Linked DNA regions of Mus musculus: regions 2 and 3 are each linked to region 1. A link is a loop called in an ENCODE intact Hi-C map of the cell type or tissue named here. Cell type or tissue: heart. All regions are shown on one strand. Region 1 holds the start of Flnc (filamin C, gamma). Region 2 holds the start of Calu (calumenin). Region 3 overlaps Calu (calumenin).

Region 1 (8,000 bases):
GTCTCTCTGCCCTTGCTAGATCCCCTCTGATCATTTCCACCTCAGAGTCCCTGGCCCGACTGGAGATCCTCATAACACCCACCAGGTGGCTGAGAGCCATGAGGGGCTGACTATAACAGTTCAGCTCCCAGTACTCTGCCCAAACCCCTACTTCTCTCTCTAGTAGTTCTGAGAGTAATCTCTTCCAGATCTGTATTTTGGTTTCTTCAACAGAGACAATATTACAGAGCCTACTCAAGTGGGCTGTCAAAAGTCTGTCTTCATACACACACACACACACACACACACACACACACACACAACTTTGCTTGCGTGATCCAGCTCTGTATCCAGAGCTAGGCATCCCTCCACAGGAGAGCTGTGTCTTTCAAATAGACAGTGCTGGTGCCTGCTGGGGGTTTTGGCTGAGGGGTGAAGGTAGCGCTCTGGGAGAATGACAGTTTGGGAGACAAGGAGGGGGCTGCCAACAGGAGAGTGGAATTCCTAAGCGCCTTGTCACAGGCAGCCAACGAACATGAGCTGCGGGGCACTAGCTATTTATACCTCTCCTGTCACTATCAGGGCCTCCAGAGACACCCCTGCTCCACACACCATGCACCACAGGGCTCTTTTCTGCTCCTGGCCCTTTCTGCCCTCCCCCTCCCTCCTAAGGACCAGGCCTTCTCCTTAGGTGAGAAGGAAAAAGAAATGATTGCTGGGAGCTTCACCATAAGCTCCGCCTCCCCCAACTCCTTTCCAAGTCCATAGTGGGCACCGCTGTCGTCTGCCCTTGAGGAAAGAGCTCCCAAAGATGCTTTATTATTGCCTTTCCTTTCATTATGACTGCGAGGAGGGAAATAAGGTAAAATGATTTACCCAAGCCTCAGCGGTCACATGGCTTGAATTAAGGACTGTCTTCCTTCAAAGCTAAGCTTACTTAGTCTCGAAGGATGGGGAAGCAGTGGACACACATCTGACCTCTCCTTGCGATGTAAATTCATTTGTAGGTCCTTCCCTTGTGTGTGGCAGGCAGCTTGGATTGCCTCAGTTTCTCTGTTGTGAACATTTCCCATGTCTCTCACCTTATTGGGCTTGCCCTCAACCCAATCCTGCCTAGGCTTCTAGCCTGCCTCCCTTCCTGCCCGCTTTGCCCCTGGCCCTGCCCACTTGCCCCAGTCACATTTCCCTTGGCTGCTCTGCCAGGGCTCTTCCTGCTATTTGGCACACTTCTACTTTCCCTGGGAAGATCTGCCCTGTGGCTCATGTGGGCACATTGCCCAGGGGGCTCCCTGGTACTACCTGGGCAGCCCTTTTGTCCTCTCATCAACTTGGTTGAGTCACGGGGGGGGGGGGGGCGCACACAAAGTGACTCACTGGGTACCCTTGTTCTGAGCTCAGCTTCATTCTGAGCCAGTGAGTCTAAATGGGCTAATGACCAGGGACACTGAGTCAGGTCAGGAGCCTTGGTTTCCCTGTGGCCCTGGGTTTGGATTCCAAATAACGGTTTAAGCATTTTTTTCTTGTAAAGTGGCAAAAGTCATGGAGCCCCCTTGAACTCAGTCTCTCCTGGTCAATGTCCCTGCTCCTTCTGGTGTTCTCTCTCTCTCTCTCTCTCTCTCTCTCTCTCTCTCTCTCTCTCTCTCTCTCACACACACACACACACACACACAATTTCCTTTCTGAGTTCTTCACAGGTGGACAATACAACCAGGCTAGAAGCCAGGACTCCTAGGCTGTGTCAACAGCCTTGTCACCAACTCCAGAAAGTTCTGTCAACACCAGATCAGTTTGTCTAGCCCTAACCACTGCCTCAGTTTCCCCATTACTTTCTTTAACCCAATCTGAGTGTGGAAGGAGTGTCCCTCATCCCTAAATGGCTAAGACTAGGTTGGGGTGTACAGTGTGCATGGGGAAGCTCAGGGCCAGCGCCCCCACCCCATCCCCGCTCCTGCTGAGGACTGCGTGGAGGAGGGGCGGGCGGAGGCGGGGCCGTGGGGCTCAGCGCGGCCCCCACCCGCGGGCCGGGCGGCATTCCTGGGAGGCCGGCGCTCTGACGTGGACCCTGGGGCTGCGGGCGCGGCGGGGGGGTCGGCAGCCCGGGGGCTTCTTAAACCCACTGCCCCGGCCCGGCCCGCACTTCCCGAGCACCGCTCCGCCCCGGGAGAGAGAGAGAGCCCTAGCCGGACAGCCCAGCAGCTCAGCCCAAGAGGCCAGCGAGCCCCGCCGCCCAGAGCGCTAACGAAGTCTCCGAGAACTCGGTGTCCCCGCGTCCCGCCCCGACAGCACCCACAGCCCGATCCCCAGGCCGTACTCCCCCGGCCCCCCGCCGCGCCACCATGATGAACAACAGCAACTATTCGGACGCCTCCGGCCTCGGCCTGGTTGACGAGGCGGACGAGATGCCGTCCACGGAGAAGGACCTAGCGGAGGACGCACCGTGGAAGAAGATCCAGCAGAACACATTCACGCGGTGGTGCAACGAGCATCTCAAGTGTGTGGGCAAGCGCCTGACCGACCTGCAGCGAGACCTCAGCGACGGGCTGCGCCTCATCGCGCTGCTCGAAGTGCTCAGCCAGAAGCGCATGTACCGCAAGTTCCACCCGCGCCCCAACTTCCGCCAAATGAAGCTGGAAAATGTGTCTGTGGCCCTGGAGTTCCTGGAGCGGGAACACATCAAGCTCGTGTCCATCGGTCAGTGCGGGGGTCACAGGGAACGGTCACAGCGGGGGTAGGAACAGGTCACATAGGTGCGGGTACTGAGATCCGGAACAGAAAACCTTTCCCTTGCCTGGTCTGATTTCTCCCTCGCCAGTACAGGCTGGAGCCCAGATACCCCTCTAGGACAGGTGGCACCCCTGAGAAGTTCCCTTCCGAAGTTGTCCAAACATCTTAGCTTCAGCCTCCCTACACACACTCCTACCGACCTGCCCAAAGTCCCCTCTTTTCCTTCCACCGGGCCACCCTTGCTTGCACATGCTTGCGAGGACAGGGCTGGTGCCCAGTGCTAATTCCTTGGGGGCGTATCCCGCCACCCACATGAAAGCAAATGGCTTCCCATCGCCTTCGTCGCTGGGCAAAAGCAGTCTTAAGACAGGTTCCAGTCGTCTCTGGGTTCTCAGGGCCCTGAGGCCAGGGAGACTAGTGGCCTGAAGCTCGCTGATGCGCTTGGCAGGCATGTGCTCCCCATCTGGGATCTGGCCGGACTAGAGCAAACAGAACCCGGCCTCAGAAACCTAAAAAGGCACTGAGCAACGTCCTGGGAGCTTTAACCCCTGATTGCCCTGGTCGTTTAGGTCGTCTGGGAGGGGGACTCCTGCCTGTCCATGCCCTGTTCCAACCCACCACCTGGCCTGGGATTGGCTACAGCTAAGGGTCAAGCTGCCCTGGAGGGAGGGGAAGGCTGAGGAAGAGAGGAAGTCATTGAGTGTAACCAGATTTGGAAGGTGTGTCAGTTCTGAGTGGGGGTAGGGAGGCGCAGGAGTCTAGAGAGTCCAGAAGCCCAGGGTGGGTTTTGAGTGGCAAGAAGATACCTTACTTTTCACAGCCCTATCCCGCTAGGACCAAGGTTTCCAGTTTGCGTCTTGGGTGAACTCTTAGAGCCCTTCTGGGATGTACTAGAAGGACCCCCCTGGGAGGATGCACCCCAGACCCTGGAAGGGAACTGTATATGGAACCAGGTGATGCCCACCACTACAAGCTGCCCCCAGAGACTTCAATATTTAACTAGGTATCTGCCCCCTCCCTAGTCTCCCTCATGGCCATCTCCAGGTCTCCGGAATTAGCAGCTGAGATCAGTCCGGGGCCCTTTGCCCTGTTCAGGCTTCTTCCTGGGCCTTACCTCTTCCAGTCCCAGTACTAACCCCCCCCCCCTACACACACACACACACACACACACACACACACACACACACCCCACCCTCCTGCTCTGGCCTGGAAATAGCCCTGTCTCCGTGACACAGCAGATGTCTCTGAGCTTTCCAGAAGGACAAGCCTGAGGACAAGGGGTGGGGGAGGGGGCCCTGGTGTAAGTGGTGGAGCTAGAAATTAGGAGGGTGTTGGGTGGGTGTGGAGCTGAGGGGCTGAAGATAAGCCAGCCCTGGAGGGGGGGGGGCTGCTCCCCACCTACCCCTCCCTTCACGCTGGGATCTGAAAGGCGGGACTGACTGTCCCAGGTGGGGTCTCCAAGGGAAAGTTTGCAGCCTCTGTGAAGACATTATAGGAAGTGGCTCAGCCTCCCTTCCCTGCTGGCTGCGGGGGCGGTGGGCCCCTCTCCAGGCCTCATCCTTCCCCTGTGCACCTCTCCCCTCCCCCCATGGTGGTGCCTGGCTCCAGCCCCCTTGGCTCTGCTGCAAGGGGGCCGGCTCAGAGTAGATGGGGGAAGAAGCCGGGGCTGGTTTGGGGGCGGGAGGGAAGCTCCAAGGTTCCCGCTGAGAGGAAGGGGAATTGTGCCGGGTTTGGGCCAAGTGGTTCTCCCTGTGCTGATGAGATAAGCTGTCAGCAATTCAGTAACTGAGCTGGGGCTGGGGCCGAGGCTGGAGGGAAGGGGCACAAACGCCAGCCAGAGGTCCCTAGGCGACAGAAAGGGAGTGTCCCAAGGAGGGACCATTCAACTTACTCTAGTTCCACATCCTATCTAGAAGTGGGAAGGGGTCTCCCGCTAGATTCTGTCTCAGGACTGAATGAACATTTGGGCACCTGAAGTTGGGGTACTCAGAGACTCCCCACTTCTCACTAGAAGGAAAGTTGGGGCCTGGAAGGATTGCTGACAGCTGAGTTTACCCGGAAGAAGAGTTATGGGCCTGGCTTGGGTTGAAAGAGCGCGGTACCCCTCTTACCCCCAGCACTGGGTGCACCCCACACACACACACACACACACACACACCCTCTCAGCCCCTCCAAACAAAGAGGCCTATGAGGCAGCTCTGGCCCACAGCTGTTCTCCAGTTGCTATGCCTTCTCTTAGAGCCAATAGCTGAGGGAGGGGCTGGAGGGGACAGCAGCTGTCCCAGCCCCTCCCTTGGCCAGCCCTGTCTCCTCCCCTCTATTCTAGGCAAGGAGTGGGGGTCACAAACTAGCTGTCTGGTTCCTCCTACCCCTTGGGGGTGATCCCCAGGCCAGCATAGAAGCCGACTCTTGATGGGATGCTATGCTCCACCACCCTCTCCCCCGCCTGGCCTCCTGAGAGGGTGGAAGGAGAGAAAGGTCATAGCTTCCAGGGTGTAGTTCTGGGCCTGCTACCCAACCCCCTTCCGTCCCCAAGCGGGGGACCACTTGCTGTTTGGCCCAAGGCCAGTTGCTAGGGAGAAACCTCTCTCTCCAGCAACTATGAATGACCCCCCCCCACCCCCCCCCACCCCGTTCCATCCCCTCCCAACACTGCAGCTTCAAGGTCTCCCTCCCAGGGGTCTGGCTCCAGTTTTTGAAGAAGCCTTCAGGAGTCTGTGAGCCCGGCTTGGGCTTGGGCAGCTGTGAGAGAGGCTGAGGGTTCCCCGGGGTGTCCAGACTGTGTGAAAGTGTTGTGAGCCCGTGTTAGCTAGAGAGGGCAAGAGCACCGGGAGGTGGTGTGTCATGGAATCTGAGAGCTGCCAAACCATTGTGCTGCAGTGGAGCCAGGGGAAAGGGGCGGGCTGCGGGGCTGCTGGGGAAGGAAGGATGAATCAGTGGTGGGGAGGCCCAGGAGGCACGGATTCCTCGGTCCTGGGGGCAGGTGGGGGTGGAGCGGAGGATGACAGAGGCTCCCCAGGCCCTCTGGTCTGAGGAAAGGAGAACAGAAAACAATGCGTAATAGGGTGCATCCAATCTCACCATCTCTGTTTCTCAGGAAACGTCAGTAAACAAGACAGAGCCTCCAGTCGCTTTCTAGCCTACAGGCAGAGCTCAGGGAAGCTGATAGATTTCAGACCTCCATTACACTATACAAATAAGCTGGATTCCAAAATCTATAGTTTATATCAGTTGTGGTCCAAAGTATCTCTGAGAATCGAGTCCACATGTGTGGTATTTCCCCTCCCTCCTGGGAGATACCATTGACCCTCAGCAACAGGCAAGGTGACTTCCAAGTTTTATCTGAGCAAATACTGTGTCCACCTTCTCTCCTCCCAGTCCCCGTGTGTTTCAGAAGGCCTTTTCGCTTTCAGCACAGAGAGTAGGCAGTATTGATCCAGTCCTACACTACTTTAACTTAAGCTTTCAAAATAGTCATTCACTTTTACTGAGACACTGTAAAGTTTGAGCCCCACCGTAGAAGCATAAAACCCAGGGGAGATGGCAGAGTTGGTAAAGTAGTGGCCATGCAAGCCGGAGGGCCTGAGATCAGATCCTAGGCGCCCATGTAAAAAGCTGGCGTACCCCTAGTCCCAGTTCTGGGAGGTGGAGATAGAGGATGCATGGTGATGCCTGGACAGCAAGTCTGGCCAAATTGGTAAGTTCTGTGAGAGACCCTGTCTAGAAAAAGGAGGAGAGTAATTAGGAAAGATGCCTGACATTGGTCTGGTACACTCTAGGGCACACACACATAATCACACACACACACAAATACTCACATACACACATACACACACACATTCAAGGTCAAGAGTAGAGAAAGCTAAAAGAAAAATTTATCAATTGATCTTATATAAAACAACAAAATGCAAACTATCTAGAGAGCATGTGATTTGTTGCCTGAGAATGTGGCGACATGACAGACAAGAGAGAGGAGTAATGGTTATACTTATTATTTTTTATTTCATGCCAATAGTTTTGTAGGTGTGCCCTATTATCAACACTTATCAGATTATCTTCTCTAATATGTGCAGCCTGTGTGTCAATAAAACAGCTAAAAACAAAACAAAACAAACAAGAAGCCCTGGATGCGGCTTAGTTGGTAGAGCACTTACCTGGTATGCATGAGGCCCTGAGTTTGGCCCCAGTGCTATATAAACACGTGCAGTGCTTATACCTATAAGATCAGGACTCTGAAAGCAGAGGCTGGAGGGTCAGGAATTCAGAGCCACAGTCCAGGCTACATAAGACCCCGACTCAAAACAGAATCACTGTCTGGCCCTAAGAGGCTTGCGTTTCAGAAGGGCACTTGCTTAGGACGGAGGTAGACCCCAGTGCTGGATGATCTCAGGGTAGAGGAAGGGGTACCAAAGAGGAAAGCAGCCTGTTTCTGAAGATGAGACCTCACATCCGGCCATGGGGGTAAGTGAAAGGCTTTGGTAGGCAGAGAAGATAGGTCCCAGAGAGAGGAGGAATCCAACCCTGGGGCTCAAACAGCTGCCCCAGGGGCAACGTGGGTAAGAGAGGGTACCACCCTGAGGTGCCCTTCTGAGCCGGCTTGTTCCCCTCTCTCTGCAGACAGCAAGGCTATTGTGGATGGAAACCTGAAGCTGATCCTAGGCCTGATCTGGACGCTGATCCTTCACTACTCCATTTCCATGCCCATGTGGGAGGATGAAGATGATGAGGATGCCCGCAAACAGACACCCAAGCAGCGACTGCTTGGCTGGATCCAGAACAAAGTGCCCCAGCTGCCCATCACCAACTTTAACCGAGACTGGCAGGACGGCAAGGCTCTGGGTGCCCTGGTTGACAACTGTGCCCCTGGTGAGTGGGCCAGTGGACACACTGAAGAGCCATCAGCCCTGTAGGAGACCGGGAGAGAATCTGGAGATACTGAGTGAGGCTCATGCTTCACCCACCCCAGGGCCTTATGAATCAGGATCGCCATGAGGGTTGATCCTCTTCCAGAAGTTACAGCCAGGATTGAGCTGCTCCTGGTTGCTAGGCTAGATTCAGTAGAAGCAGAAAAGGGTTTCCAACAAGTCATTTTATAGGCAAGCCTAGAAGTCCAGAGAGGGACAGCGATTTGTCCGGAAACACACTCCAGAAGTGACCCCAGAGCCCGGGGCTTATTTTGTCACCTGGACACCATTCCTCTACTCTAATGGAAAGAAAAGAAATAGGTTGGACTTATAGCAAGAAATCTTTAGTTATATATCCTTAGTTACATACAGAAACGACTCTTTGTGCGACTC
Region 2 (8,000 bases), 87 kb before region 1:
AAAAAGTATTTGAACCATCTCTATTAAAGAAAAATGTCTTAGTTAGGGTTTCTATTCCTGCACAAACATCATGACCAAGAAGCAAGTTGGGGAGGAAAGGGTTTATTCAGCTTACATTTTCCACATTGCTGTTAATCACCAAAGGATGTCAGGACTGGAACTCAAGCAGGTCAGGAAGCAGGAGCTGATGCAGAAGCCATGGAGGGATGTTCTTTACTGGCTTGCTCCCCCTGGCTTGCTCAGCCTGCCCTCTAATAGAACCAAGACTACCAGCCCAGAGATGGTCCCACCCACAAGGGGCCTTTCCACCTTGATCACTAATTGAGAAATTGCCTTACAGCTGGATCTCATAGAGGCATTTCCTCAACTGAAGCTCCTTTCTCTGTGATAGCTCTAGCTGTGTCAAGTTGACACAAAACTAGCCAGTACAAAAAGCATATACTTTTTTTAAAATAAATAACCTTTAACCATGGTAACCAAAAATTCAAAATTAGTTACAGAGTCTTCCTCAGAGAATAAGGAAACAAGATGATTCATCAACTGAAAGAAAGAAAAAAAAATCATAGCAAAGACTACATTCTGACGGGTGGAGGAAACATGTACCCAGGCATATCTACAACCTCAACAGCTAGACCAGAAGGCATGAATTTTTGGTCACATTTCTAAGATGAAACATGTTAAACTTCATCTGAGAACATGTCTGTATGGACTTCAGAACCGCTGGATAACCCTCCTCTTCAAGTCCATTGACAATTGAGTATCTATCTTAAGTAACTTTTCTCTTTTTGTTTCTTAAATCCCTTTATAATTAGGTATTTTCAGAAATTGTCTATGATACTTAATATTTTGCTTGGTATACAACTAAATAATAAATAGTGTTAATTTTGGTTTTAGTGAACTTACAAAATCATTATTAATCTTTTTGTATTTGTTTATTTGAATCCCCACCTTACTCAAAACTAGTTTTCATGTTTAAAAAAAAATCAAGTGTGGGCTGGAGAGCTGGCTTGGTGGTTAAGAGCATTTCTTCTTGCAGAAAATTAACTGAGTCCAACCAATTAAACTCTGTAAAAGGCTATAATATGCTTAGACGTTGAACAAAGTAACTTTACCTCCATTTACTTTAGCTAGAGGCAATTGAAGATGTGGTTAACTCTTTCCATTCATTTATACAGAAGACATACACCTCTAATAACTACAACATCCTTTAAGTTTATGCCTTAAGTGCTGAAGTCTCTTCATTAAATGAGTGTCTAAAGTATGCTACATTACAATAAGCTGGGCTTTTTAAATTAAATGATATTTATATTTTTCTAATAAAAAGGAAATAGACAAAACTACAGCGACTACTTATAGAGTCTCATTTCCATTTCTGCCATTAAAATAAAAAGTAAGATTTAGTTATGCCTACAAAGATCTTAATATTCTGACTTCTTTTGGGGGAATGGGAGTAGGCTTAACATTGAACCCAGGGCCTTCATTTTACTATTGTGCTACATCTATCACTGTTGTTAATATTTTGTACATAAAACATATAATCTTATTAAGAGAAAATTTATAGGAATATTATATTGTTATCTAATTTATTTTACGATGTGGCTTTCTATTTACGTTCCCCGACTAAATCTGGTTTAATACCAATATAATACAACAGATCTGGCCAATAGCCAGATAAGAGCTATGATAAATTAAATGTTGATGATCAGTCTTTCCTAGAGTTAGAGTTAGCCACTATATATAATCGAAATTATGGTTATGAAATCAAGCTGGCCAGAACCAAAACAAACAATTAAAAATATAATAGATTTGTTTTAAAACTCCAATTATAAATAATATGGTTCACAGAATACAAGTAACTGTAAACACAGGGATAAATATACAGTCAATCTAGAGTTGGTTGGTTTTTTGTTTTTAATTTTTGCTTGTTTAAATGCCCATTTCCTTCACTAGCTACTTTTATGCCACTGGGCCAGACAATGTTCTTGATTAGTGTGTGTGTGTGTGTGTGTGTGTGTGTGTGTGTGTGTGTGTTACTCTTAATATATGTCACATTGCGACAAATACAGAGGACTTAAAAATAGATCTGGACTATAATGGCCAGTAGATTTTAATGATATGATCCAGAAGTTGTCGTCTTAACAGCTTTAACAGGCTATTTCCCTCTCTTGAAGATTGCCCTCTGCCTACTACTCAGCCTCATCTACACCAGATGCTAGGAAGTGTTTCCTAGCAACATGGAGCATTAATAATATTCAGTAAGTACTATGTGTCCCTGCACCATGCACAAAATACAGTGCTTGGTCAACAGGGAAACAGTGGATGAGGGTGCAAAGAAAGCAGCTGCACTTTCAAACTGAACCTTCCTCAAGTCTTACTGGCTGATTAGACCCTCAGTGATGTGGTGAAGTCAGAACATTGCTAGTACATAGCCAAATTATTTTGGAACATATTTAACCTTCTTAATATCGATTTATTTAAGAACCTTTTACTTCTCTGTAACTGACCTAACAGCTTTATTAGGCAAGTCATGTGGACTGTAGAAACAAAACACTAATTTCCTTTGGAATGTATGGCTTAGCAGACCACTAGCTTTCACAACTCAAGAGCTAAGCGCATCATCAGATAATTTATCTGAGGGTTATACGGAAGGTTTTTTTTCACTTTGCTATAACCCATTCTCTGATGTTTCCATCAACGTAATTGAAAAGTAATTTTCTTTGTTCTATTACTATAAAAACTTCATCAAACTGTTACTACATTGGTACATGAAATCTGGGTTCCTAGTCATGGTCACTCACATTTGGCTCCATAATAAACTTTCTTTGAGATGAGAGTTGTATTTTGAGTTGGTGGTTTGGATGTTCCAAACAGTAATTGCACACTTTCCTTGTCTTAGGGCAAACTGATTTGCTTTATTGTCTTTCATGAACTTAGTCTTTGTTTTGACTGGACTTAAATTCTAGAGGCTTTGCTATTCATTTCATACATGTTGAAAATAAAGTAGCTCTCAGGCTGGTGAGATGGCTCAGTGGGTAAGAGCACCCGACTGCTCTTCCGAAGGTCCAGAGTTCAAATCCCAGCAACCACATGGTGGCTCACAATCATCCATAACAAGATCTGACTCCCTCTTCTGGAGTGTCTGAAGACAGCTACAGTGTATTTACATATAATAATAAATAAATCTTTAAAAAAAAGAAAGAAAATAAAGTAGCTCTCAATGAATACATGTTTTAATTTCATGGCATTGAGTAGGTGATGGGTTTACTAAGGTTATATAGTTCAGTGGTAGAATGGACAACTAGAATCCTGCACAGAGTCTGGGTTCAAACTCTCCTGTCCCCCGCCCCTCCAAACAAACAAACAAAAAAACAAATTGCTAATTTCCTATGTTTCTTTTAAATCAGGGGCCTTCAACGCAACGGGTTTCTTCCATTCAGTTTCTTCTATTCAGTTCACTTAGTATTGCTGAGAATTTCCTTGGACCTGGGCTGTAAGCTGGGAGCTCCTGATGTGTAAGTCAGGCAGATCTTATTTTGGCACTTGGTCTAATCGAAGACATAAGGACAAGCACCGTTATTAAACAATATCTGGCTGCGTACTGAAAATGCAAACTGCCAGGAAAGCACATGCGTATTATCTGTTTACTGACCAGGAAAGATTCCTAAAACTAACACCTTAACTGAGCACTGGCAACTTCACGACTACAGCTTCCCCTAAGACATTCCAGGATGACAACCTGTTTCATGACTGATGGCTTTCAGTAGCTGAAAAATCGAGAAAACATACTTCAGGCAGAGGAAGCCGCTTTGTGGACAAAGACCACATGGGTGTAAAATGTAAGGCTGTAAGGCTGTTAGGGGAGGCCGGGATCATGATGGTTTAGGCAGAGATGCGAAAGAGCATGGTGGGTGAGAATCGAAGCTGAAAGGTGCGTGTTGGCGGGGCGGAGAGCTGCTCAGTAGATCTGACTCTAGAGCCAGAAGTTGGGCTCATTCGCAGTGGGTGGTGACGTTACAGCGGGACTATTCCGGCCCCAGGGGCTTGGAGGCAGGAAGAAAGCCATCGGAATTACACTAGAAGCCTAGGGAATCAGGGTTGCCTGCCGTAAATGAGGTCGTTGCGGTCAGTGGGCCAAGGTCAGCGAGCCGCGCCCACACACCCAAGAGCAAGGAGCTGGGACTCAGAGTCCCCACGGGCTGGGCAACCCGAGCTGGGCGGGAATCCGGTCCACGCAACTCGGCGCGCTCGCGGGGACGTGGCGATTTCCAGCCAATCCCGGCCACGCGATTGTGAGACCAATGGCCGTACGAAGAAGCCATACGTCAGCAGTGATCGTGCCGGGGATTGGTGTGAAGACCCCCGACAAGTCGGATGGGGGCGGGGCCATTAACCACTTCCGGTTGGGCGGTGCTTGTGCGCGGGAGCTCACTCCCTGGGTGAGCCGCAGCCACGGTATCCTGCGGCGTGGAGCTCCCGGGAAAGGTAAGTTCTGTGGTGCTGGGTGGGTCCTGGTTCGCTCTTATTCTGTCCGTCGGCCCTGTTCCCCATTCGTAGTGGGTGTCCTCACTCCGGTCTCAGTGCACCGGGATGGGCCCGAGGCTCCACTCTGGCCCTCAGAGTGCGGTCCCCGACTTGCTGTCCCGCAGCTCTGCGGAAAGGGTTGTAGCTCCCGGGCCCTGCGCCCTCCTGGGCACCGTTTTTGTGCCTGGTTTCGCGCGTCCTTGATCTCCTCCCCGGGTTCCTCCACTCAGTGTCCCTGGGACTAGAGGGTCACTTTTGTTTGTTTCCTGAAGGTCGGAGAGAATTGGGTAGAGAGTTTTAGTATCCGCTCCCTGCCACCTCGCCGGACTCTTGGGAGCTGCCACCCCGCCCCAAGGCCACATCCCGAGAATTGAGTTGCAAGTGCCAAGAAAGAAAGTGTTAGCTGTCTTACAGGGTGTAGGAACATGGAGAACAAAACGATTGAAAACATAATGTCATTATTTTTAAAACTTCTTGTTAATTAGAAAAGAACGTCGCAGTTTTCTATGTTTGGCTGGATATTGTCATTAATGGAAATAGTTTTCACGTGTTAATTAGGGAGTTAATTACCTTTAAGTAATCACGGGTTTTTTGCTTGTCATTCCCAAGTGTTCTGATTTTTGATATGCTGTATACAGAAGTGAGCTTAATTTTAATTCGCGATAGTTGCTGTAATTAAGAGTGGTTTGCATTTTGTAAAGTTCCTTTTGCATGAGTGGGAAAGATCAGTGGATCTGCTAAGACTTTTGGTTCTTTGATCGAAATTCCTAAGCGTTCAAAGCCTTGGAACAGGGTTTTTTAAGAATTGCATTCACTTCCTGTCATGAACCATCAAGTCAGCATTAATAAGTTGGGAATGATAGCGCTCCAGTTTAATTTAACATGAAGGTAGAGTGACCTGGAGTGGCTGATAATTATTCTTTGCTATACCTGAAAGCTGACCCAGGAGAAGTATATATTTGACCTCATTCAGTTAGATTTAAGTATCGAGCAATAGTCACTGCTAAAGAACTTGTGTTCTTCTGTCCAAATGTGGGACCAGAGAGAACCTATTACTTGTGTGTAAGATACCTATTACTATTACTATGTCTGTCTGGTCCGACTATGAGTTTGGCAGTGTTTCAGGGGTCTCCAACAGGATATTTTGAAGATTCAAAAGGAATCATGAGCTCATAAAAAATATAAAGTATGTGTGTATTCTTCTCAATGTCATTCTCAATCATGGTTGGGCGCCATTCATATAGTGATATGTTAATTGATGTGTTATATCATTGCTTCAGTACAGGAGACTAATATGTTAGTATTAGCTTAATTTTTTTTTGTAACATAGATGTGCCAGGGATGTTTCCGGAATAGCCAGGAATAGTCATGGGAAATGCTTGATTAAGATCCTGGATTCTTTCTAAGTTCGAGGCCAGCCTGGTCTACAGAGTGAGTTCCAGGACAGCCAGGGCTATACAGAGAAACCCTGTCTCAAAAACCCAAAAAAAAAAAAAAAAAAAAAAAAATAATAATAATAATAATCCTGGATTCTCTCTGGGCGTGGTGGTGCACGCCTTTAATCCCCAGCACTTGGGAGGCAGAAGCAGGCGAATCTCTGAGTTCGAGGCCAGCCTGGTCTACAGAGTGAGTTCCAGCACAGCCAGGGCTACACAGAGAAACTCTGTCTCGAAAAACCAAAAAAAAAAAAAGGATCCTGGATTCTTTCTATATAAACTTGGTTTTTTTCCTCTGTGGCTTTGATGTTGTTTTGCATGTGAGAAAGTCTCACTGGTATCCTTGGCTGACCTGGAACTCATTATATAGAGCAGACTGGCCCCAAACTCACAGGAGATCAGCCCATCTCTACCTCCTGTATACTGAGAAGATTAAAGGGATGCACCACCACACCCAGCTTTTCTATGAACTTTAAATATAAATGCCGTTAGGCTGTAACACATTAGAATTAAACAGATGGAATAATATTTATGTATGGGGACAGGTAAACCCTACCTTGGCATGCTTGTGGAAGTCAGAGAGATGGCTCGTGAAAGAAAGCTCATTCTCACGTTCCACCATATAGATCCTTGGGTCCAACTCAAGTTGTTAAGTTGGGTGGCAAATGCCTTTACTGGCTGAATCATCTTGCAAGCCCCTAAAATCACATATTTGCCTATACCTGGCTTTGGGCCAGATCCAGTAATAGAATTGGAAGTTGGAAAGCACATCAAAGCCAAATTGCTGCCACATATCCCCCAATTGATCCAATAAAATGTGTTGGTTTCTAAAAAGTACAAGACTTTAGCTTGGGAGCTATAGAGAGACTTTTTTTTTAAATTTTTATTTATTTTATGTACATGAATACACTGTAGCTGCCTTCAGACACACCAGAAGAGGGCATTGGATCCCATTACAGATGATTGTGAGCCACCATGTGGTTGCTGGGAATTGAACTCAGGACCTTTGGAAGAGCAGCAGTCAGTGCTTTTAACTGCTGAGCCATCTCTCCAGCCCTAGGGAGATAATTTATTTAACTTATGTAGCAATTGTTTCAGAACTGCAGAATCTGGTGGGTGTGGTGGCTCGTGCCTGGAATGCTAGCTTTTAGAAAGCCCAATTGGGAGAATTGCCTCAAGCCAGAGGTCACTAAGCAGCATATGGAGTTCTGGGCCAGTATGAGCCTCAGTGAGACCCTCTGCCTCCACTCCACTCCACCCACACAAACCCGGGAAAGGGAAATGTCTTAGCCACTGAGGGTGTTTGCTGCCAAGCTTGACAGCCTGGATTTCAGATTCAGGACGTAAATGGTGCAAGGTGAGAGTTGTTCTCAGACCTAAGCCCACATATGCCCACATGCATGTACATGCACACACACATACATAAAACAGCATAGCTTGTGGTCATTATTGTGGAGTAATACAAATGAGTTTCAAGAAAATCAGTACAGCTGGGCAGTGGTGGCACACGCCTTTAATCCCAGCACTGGGGGGGGGGGGGGGGCAGAGGCAGGTGGATTTCTGAGTTTGAAGCCAGCCTGGTCTATAAAGTGAGTTCCAGGACAGCCAGGGCTACACAGAGAAGCCCTGTCTCGAAGAAAAAGAAAAAAAAAGGAGGAAGGAAGGAAGAAAGAAAGAAAGAAGAGAAGAAAATCAGTACAAACTTCTTCCAACTGGCGTTATCAACCATGGTAGCTAGGTCTTTTCATCCAAGATCTTGTTAGATTGCTTTTCTCCCCCTAAGATATTAAAATGATTTAGGCTTCTGACACTGAAGGAAGATTGGGCTAAAATAATTACACATTCTTTTATGCATATTAAACATAAATATACAGTAGAATCCAATACTAGACACCACAGCTTTTTTATCCCTGATGTTTTGATAGATTAAGTTGGCCAGTGAGTCATATACTAAAATTTCATCTCAGAGAACCTTTCCTACACACACAAGTTCTAGAACCTTTTTCTTGTAGTTTTTTTTTTCTTGAGGTGTCATTGTTTGAG
Region 3 (8,000 bases), 77 kb before region 1:
GCTTTGCTGAGAGAATTTTCTGATTGGATAAGTATTTGCATATACATGTGAGTGCTTAGACTAGTTAGTTTCGATAGTGATGTCCCTAGGAAAGGAAAACCATTTGTTGCTGAGGTTTAATCTTTAGATTTGGGCAGAGTGGGCTGGAGAGATGGCTCCGCGGTTAAGAGCACTGACTGCTCTTCCAGAGGTCCTGAGTTCAATTCCCAGCAACTACTTGGTGGCTCACAACTATCTGTAGTGAGATCTGATGCCGTCTTCTGATGTGTTTGAAGACAGCTACAGTGTATTTATATATAATAAATAAATAAACCTTAAAAAAAAAGATTAGGGCAGAGCCATAGATTTAGCCTTCAGAAGATGTAGTGTCCCTGACTATTCACTTCTTGCAGATGTAGTAACAAATTGCAACAAACCAAGTGGTAATTTGGTTTTGTTTTAATTACTACTTGTGTGAGTAATATGGGTATGTACTTATGCAGGTCAGAGGACAGCTTTGTGTGGGGTCAGTTCTTTCTCTTCACCTTAATGTGGGTTCTGGGGATCAGATTCCAGGCTTTAAACAAGAGGCACTTTACCCAAGATGGCTCAGCGGGTAAGAGCACTGACTGCTCTTCCGAAGGTCCTAAGTTCAAATCCCAGCAACCACATGGTGGCTCACAACCACCCATAATGAGATCTAACGCCTTCTTCTGGTGCATCTGAAGAGAGCTATGGTGTACCTGTTTATAATAATAAATGAATCTTTAAAAAAGAAAGAAAAAAAAAGAGGCACTTTACCCTTGAGCCATCTCACCTGTCACTGACTGATTTTTTAAACTGAAATTTATACCCTCCGGCAGTTGAGAAGGCTAAAAGTTCGGCACAGATGTTGGTTGGGCCATCTTCTCTTTGAAAGGTCTTCCCTTTCTCTTCTCAAGTCTGGTAGTTGTCAACAGTGTTTGGCAGTCCCTGGCTCACGTATGTATCACTTCAATCTCTGCCTGTCACAGCACAGCCTTCTAATTCTGTGTCCAGATTTCCTGTTTTGTAGGACACCATCTTTGGACCCACACTAAAGAGTATGACTTCATTTTAACTTGATTACATCTACAAGGACTATATTTCCAAATAAAGGCACATTCAGAGATACCAGGGATTAGGCATAATAGAGGAAGAATAAGAAGTATTGTGAAATTGCTAAAAAACTTATTTTCCCTGATAGAATGGTAGCAGACATTCAGCATTTCCACAATGAAAAGATTAATTAAAATATGAAAGCTCAGGGCTGGAGAGATGACTCAATGGTTAAAAGCCTTGACTGTTCTTCCAGAGGTCCTGGGTTCAATTCCCAGCAACCACATGACAACTCACACTGTCTTTAACTCTAGTTCCAGGGGACCCCACACCCACACACAGACATGCATGCAAGCAGAATACCAATGCATGTGTTAGATGTATAATAAATGTAATAAAAGGTATGAAAGCCCAGGAAAATTATTCCTTTTGTTTAATGTTAAGATTTTGTTGTTGTTCCTTGAGACTTTAGCCTCTCTAGTAATAGTATAAGTTGTTTATAAAGTATATGGAATTGGTTTTTGTTATTTTTATTTTGTTTTGGTTTTCAAGACAGGGTTTCTCCGTGTTGCAGCCCTGGCTGTCTTGGAACTCACTCTGTAGACCAGATTGGCCTGAACTCACAGAGGTCCACCTGCCTCTGCTTCCCAAATGCTAAGTTAAAGGCATTTGCTACCATGCCTGGCATGAAACAGGTTTTTAACTGTTAAAACAGTCAGTTTTTAAACTGACATTGTCTCTGGGATTTACCCATTTTTCAGTAGTGTTCCAGCCTTGTGCTTATTAGATTCACCTGTGACTATGATCTGAGAATAAGGTGGGGGTTGGGAGTTGAGGGGGCAGGTCTGTGTTCATGGCAACACACAGACACATGTACACATAGCTCGGAATCTGAACTTTGTATAGTACCTGGGGTCTTTGTGCCTGAGCAAGTCTGGGAACTGCAACTATGCAGATAGATAATGTTGTTGTTACTTGTGAATGGACATCCAGATGGGTTGGTGACAAGATTAGGCTATATGAGAGACCTGGTGCTATGGGGCAAGGCAGCCACTGTGAATGTGAGTGGTTCCCGCTCCAGTGGTTCTGAGTCACCAGAGGAGCTTTGGAAGCCACCAAAGCCTGGATTCTGGAGGGGTGGGACTCTTAACTCTTCCAGGTGATATTCTAATATTCAGCTGTTTGAAGACCAGATCACTGACAAAAGAACAAAAGCAAAGGGCCTACGTCTTGTCCTTTCAGTTTTATTGGCATTTTGAATAAAAAGATCAATTATTTTAGTGTTCCTTGAAGAAAAACACTAAAGTTGTATTTGAACTATAACTTCGTAATTAGCCCAGAGTCGTAAAGGAAATAGTCCCTCTACAGTAACTGGAGGTCTGATGGCCTACTGTGCTTACCTTAAGGATTAAATAATGTACTTGGGTAACATAAAAGACTTAGATATAAAGACATCAAGTTAATAATTTAAGGGAGACATATTTTGGTTTCTTCCATGTTATCAGGCATACTGCGTTCTTCGTTAACTACCTGTTCTTTTCCTTTATGGTAGGTTATCATGGACCTGCGTCAGTTTCTTATGTGCCTGTCCCTGTGCACAGCCTTTGCTTTGAGCAAGCCTACAGAAAAGAAGGACCGAGTACACCATGAGCCTCAGCTCAGCGATAAAGTTCACAATGATGCTCAGAATTTTGACTATGACCATGATGCCTTCTTGGGTGCAGAAGAGGCAAAGAGTTTTGATCAGCTGACACCAGAAGAGAGCAAGGAAAGGCTTGGGTAAGATGTCTGTTCTTGACCAGGGAAGGGGTCCAGGGGTCCAGAGGGTTGAGAAACACTAAAAACCTTTCTTTTTTTTTTTCTTTTCCTTTCTGGTTCAGTCACTTATAAATCTGTGCCGAGCTCTGTCTTCTGAGTACTAACAACAGAATTGCTGCCACTAAAATCTAATAAAATTCCTGCTTTCATATACTTCTCCACTGAATAACAATTGCACCTCATTCTTCTACAAAGCAAAATTATCTTCATAAAAGTACCCAGTGCGGCACATACTGCTCTTTCATAGGACCCAGATTCAATATCTAGCGCTCAAGTCAAGAGTTACCCATCCATCTGTAATTCAAGTTTTAGGTTATCTGATGCTTTCTAGACTCTAAGGACACCTGCACTCAGGTGCAAATGACAACACAGACACACATGTACACATAACTTTAAAATAATAATATATTTTCCCTAAAGTACCAGTAGTACTATATCCAGTTTAAGCTTATCATCTTAATTCCAGAACATTATATGGCAGTTCTTAGTTCTGCTGCTTTTAATTTTGAAAAACCTTCTGTAACTTATTCATTGAGCCCAGGCCAAGTAATGCTTAAGTGCCTAATAAACTAAAAATTGGATTTCTGTAAAGTTGGTGTTCTTTAATAAAAGTCAAGGCAACCATTTGAACAGGGGTGTCCAACCTTTTGACGATGCTGTCTTCTACAACAGAGCTAAGGTTGGGAGGACTCCTTAATGGAGGAGCGCTTTCCTGTACTTGATCCCAGTACCTAAGAAAACAAAGCAGTAACAAGTAAAGACAAAAATGACTTACCAAACAAGGCCTGATTTTCAGAATAGGAGTGGTTTTCAGTGACCCTGTCCCAGTCAAGTTTTGGGGTCCTAAGTAGCTTCTTACCCTAAAGACTCACTAGAGGGGCTGGAGAGATGACTCAGTCCCCAGCACTCCTACTGCATGTGTAACTCCATGGAGTTCCAGGGGTTCCGTCCATGTGCCCTTCTGGCCCCATGGGTGCTGCACATGTGTGGTGCACAGATAACACCTGCAGGTCAAACACATTCTTACATAACTTTTTCTCTATTTCTTAAATCTACACTTAGTAGAATCCTACCTCACTGTTTCTAGAGTTCTAAACATGTCTTTTTTGGCTCTTTCAAAACTCTGATTTTTAAGAAAATGCAGGTCAATTCTGTGAAAATATTCTCCTAAATGAGATCATTGTTTGGCTTTCTACACTGTTTTCAAGAGATTTGTGTCGCAGTGGTGCTACACTGCTTCCCTTTGCCATTGTGTGTAATGCTGTAATTATAAGATACTATTTTAGAGTTTACTTTGATGGAAACTTAAACATCAATTTATTCTTTGTGTTACTGAAAGTGTAGCTAAAGTGTATACTGTTTTATTCTAAGCACTGATGTAGTTAATAAAAAGATTTTGCTCTGTAGAATGAACTGAACAGAAACATACACCAGAAAGGCCAATTTTCTGTTAGGTTGCTTTTCTGTTTTTGAGAAACTGTGCTTGCTTTTAGCTTTAAGCTTCTAACTGTGCTAACATTTTAGGCTGAAAAGAGCAGTGGATGAGGGTGCTCTCAGGCCTATGTGTCATACCTATTAATATTCTGTATGCCCAGCCTACATTTTGGTCTGAACGAATCTCTGCAGAGTTACTCTTAAGTAATGGAGGATGGCCTTTAGGTTTGGAGTCACTTAGCGTATTGAGGACTTAGTGAGCCTCCTCTGGCTTTGCGGGTGGTAGAGTAGCTTTGCTAGCAGTTTTCAGTAGAGAAAGTGTTCATTTTTATCAGTAACTATCAAAAGTTCAGCACATTGAGCAGGCTGTATATTATTAGAAAAACCTGATGAAGCCATGTTTTTAATACAATTTATAAATGAAGTAAATTGTTTGTTTTTCCCAAATTTTAGAGATAGTGACAGACATCCTTCATTGATGCAATGAGTACCTTGGAAGCAAGAATCTTAGGTAAAGCCAGGGCAGCACACACTAGTACTTGGGGAGGCTAAGGAAAAAGGATTGCTAGTTCAATCCTGGATTACATAGTGTGATTCTCTTCCCCCAAGAGAAAAGGATCCCAGATAGTCTATTGTGGCATTTTAAAACATTGATTTGGTAGCTAACTGTTCAACAAAAATTGTAAATCACAGAGTCACCCCTTCCTCCCCTGTCAGTCTATAATAGTAATTATTAAGGAGAAAATCATTGTTTATATATCATAAAATTAAAACCATTTTTGAAACATCTAATAAGCATTTTCAGGACAAGTTTAGTACATAATTTTCAGTATGTTTTTCTCTTAATGTTGACAAGTAGAACTTTTTTGTGCTTGTATTAGCTTGGGTTTTTTGGCCTTTTGAGATAGGATCTCACTGCATGGAGCAAGATGGCCTCCTTCTTGGGGCTATTTGTTCACTTTTGCCTCCCAGTTCTAAGATTGCAGGGTATATCTCCTGGGTGCTAGGATTTTTTTTTCCTTTTATTTGTTTGTTTTTATTTTTTTTTTTTGAGACAGGGTCTCATTGTATAGACTGGCTGGTCTGGAACTCAAAGACTCACCTGTCTCTGCCACCCTGAGTTTAAAGGAATGTTCCACCATGCTTACTTAGCTCAGTGCTAGAATTTTTAGACACGTGCTATTATATCAGCTTTTTTCTACTTTGTTATTTAAAAGGTGGAATGGTATTATGGTCTCCATGCCTGCTAAGTGAACTCTGTACCAACTGAGCTGCAGTCCCTTCAGATCTGTTTTATGTGTATGAGTGTCTTGCCGGCATATATGTGTGTGCACCGTAGGTGCCTAGTGTCTGTAGAGGTCAGAAGAAAGCATCAGATCCCTGGGACTGGAGCTCCAGATGGCTGTGAGCCATGATGTGGGTTTTGGGAACTGAGCCTGCAGCCTGTGTGCTTACCACTGAGCCGTCTCTCCAACCCTTACCTTCTCTCAGAAGGCTGTTTGTGTGTACACATACAGCAGGCTGTGTGGCTTGTGAGGTAAAAATGTTTACTCTTTCCAAAAAGGGTTTGCCAACCCCTGGATTAACCCATTTGGTGTTTATATGAGACAGAATGCTGCTCAGCCTGAACCGTCATATGCCTGTTTTATCTGGGCAGTCCTTCAGGATACTTATTTATAATACCTTAAAAATATCTTCTGGGGTTGGAAGGGGTTCTGATACTTCGCCCATGTTTTTTTCTTAGTAGTGGTGCCATTGGTAGCAAGTACCATATAGATAATGCAGAAGTTTTCTTAATCTGCTGATGTTTTTAAAACTCTCTGATAAAATTTACCCTGTGTCCATGCAGGTGGGGGGAGTGTTTAGGAGATGCCATCTTGCTACATTCCCTTTCCTGTCAGTGTTGTAGGGCTGAGGTTAGAAGAGCGAACATTGTCTGAGGGAGAGTGCTAGCTAGAGTGTAGAGTTAGGTAATGGAGCTAAGGCTATATCAGTATAAATCTGTTCTATGTTATAGTCTTGCTAGGAAGAACTCGGAGTTATAATCACTTTCTCGTGCTCTAATCATGAGACAAACAAGAGCTAAGAAAATGCATTGGTTACCCACATGTACAGTTTCCCGTCAGGCATAGGAGTGTGCTGATTGTTGACTTTCTGGAGGATCTGATACAGTTTCCATTTTAAACCGCACTGCTTATTGTGTGACTCTGCATAGACCGCTGAGCCCTCTATAAATAGGAAGTTACATCTTTGAGTTTTTATATCATGAGCATTTACTTCGTGGTGCTAGAGGTCAAACTCAGGTCCTCACAGATGACAGGCAAGCACTCTACTCCTGAGCCGCACTCAAAGCACAGTGACTTACTTTTAAATCCTTAATTAAAATGACATATATAGAAGAAAGGTTATAAAGGAAGTAGATCCATTCTTTATTTAGCTTTGTTGCTTTGCTTTATAATCTGCTTCTAATAACCCTCTCAGCTTATTAACAGTCTTATAACCAGGAATGTATATTCTTTCCATATCATTTCTTCAGAGTACTGTTTTCATGGATGGAGATACACACACACACACACACACACACACACACACCAATTTGATGTAACTCATAAAAGCTACTGTTATTTTGAAAATTAGTACCTCTGTATTTATTTGTTTTTTTTACAGTTATACCATAAAATATATGTAATTACAAGAGAGCTTTAAAAAAAAGATATCTATATGTTTTAACAAATATAGCTCTTTTCTAAAAGCAACTAACTTTTAAAGTCTGGTTTAGATATCTTAAGTTCTAAGGAAGTCATTATAGTGCTTGTGATTGTTCACCAAGAGGTATACCTGCTCTAGTAAACATAGTGAAGAAAAACATAAAGATTTCCATCATGCTTGATGCAAAAGTGAGAACCCAGGTGGACCAGGTGTTCAGATCAGACTCACCTAACTATAGAGAGAGGCTGGATCACTGGCCGTGATCTGTTCACCTTTTCCAGATGGCTTATTCAAGCCAGGAACAGGCCAACAAAGCGCAAAGTATTCCATTGTAGACCTGGGCGACACTCCTGGCTATGTCCAGAGACCTGTGGTTTTTTAATCTCTTGCTGGATTTCTCTGCATTTTCTACAGAAAGATTGTAAGTAAAATAGATGACGACAAGGATGGGTTTGTCACTGTGGATGAACTCAAAGGCTGGATTAAGTTTGCACAAAAGCGCTGGATTCACGAGGATGTAGAGCGGCAATGGAAGGGGCACGACCTCAATGAGGATGGCCTCGTTTCCTGGGAGGAGTATAAAAATGCCACCTACGGCTACGTTTTAGGTAGGTCCCTACTATCTGGGGGAAAAAGCTTTGTGGACCTGGCCCTTGAAACACAACTGTTTTGTCTTGTAGAATGATTGTAGATAAAATAGACGCGGATAAAGATGGGTTTGTGACGGAGGGGGAGCTGAAATCCTGGATTAAGCACGCCCAGAAGAAATACATTTATGACAATGTTGAAAACCAGTGGCAGGAGTTTGATATGAATCAAGACGGCTTAATCTCCTGGGATGAGTACAGAAACGTGACTTATGGCACTTACTTGGGTAAGGGGCGAGATGTTAGGTTGGCCGAGACTGTGTGGTCTTGAGTCAAAGAAACAAATGGGTCAGACAGGAAAGAGGGGGACACTGCTGGACTTCAATAGTTTGATTC

Evidence for each region. Peaks named below come from ENCODE experiments on the same cell type or tissue, not always from the same donor. Only the 100,000 strongest peaks of a DNase experiment are listed, where the experiment ranks them.
Region 2: it touches region 1 in a loop (2.5-fold over the local background); 3 of 42 quality-filtered maps call a loop at or near these places.
Region 3: a loop joins it to region 1, with 2.1 times the contacts of the local background. A loop is called at or near these places in 6 of 42 quality-filtered maps.

What each region holds. Positions count from the first base shown.
Region 1 is chr6:29,431,144-29,439,143 of GRCm38, forward strand. It overlaps Flnc (filamin C, gamma), which reads left to right and starts at 2,010. Exons shown (of 48, transcript NM_001081185.2): 1 at 2,010-2,670; 2 at 7,321-7,569. The coding sequence starts at 2,316. In heart, no CTCF peak of the experiment used is centred here; DNase peaks (open chromatin) are centred at 508, 3,268, 4,308, 5,568 and 5 weaker places; H3K4me3 peaks cover 6,053 bases; H3K27ac peaks cover 5,828 bases.
Region 2 is chr6:29,343,727-29,351,726 of GRCm38, forward strand. It overlaps Calu (calumenin), which reads left to right and starts at 4,380. Exons shown (of 7, transcript NM_007594.4): 1 at 4,380-4,482. In heart, no CTCF peak of the experiment used is centred here; a DNase peak (open chromatin) is centred at 4,325; H3K4me3 peaks cover 2,715 bases; H3K27ac peaks cover 2,139 bases.
Region 3 is chr6:29,353,863-29,361,862 of GRCm38, forward strand. It overlaps Calu (calumenin), which reads left to right. Exons shown (of 7, transcript NM_007594.4): 2 at 2,609-2,835; 3 at 7,432-7,625. The coding sequence starts at 2,615. Among named protein-coding and RNA genes, the nearest start is that of Calu, 9.8 kb to the left of the region's middle. In heart, no CTCF peak of the experiment used is centred here; no DNase peak of the experiment used is centred here.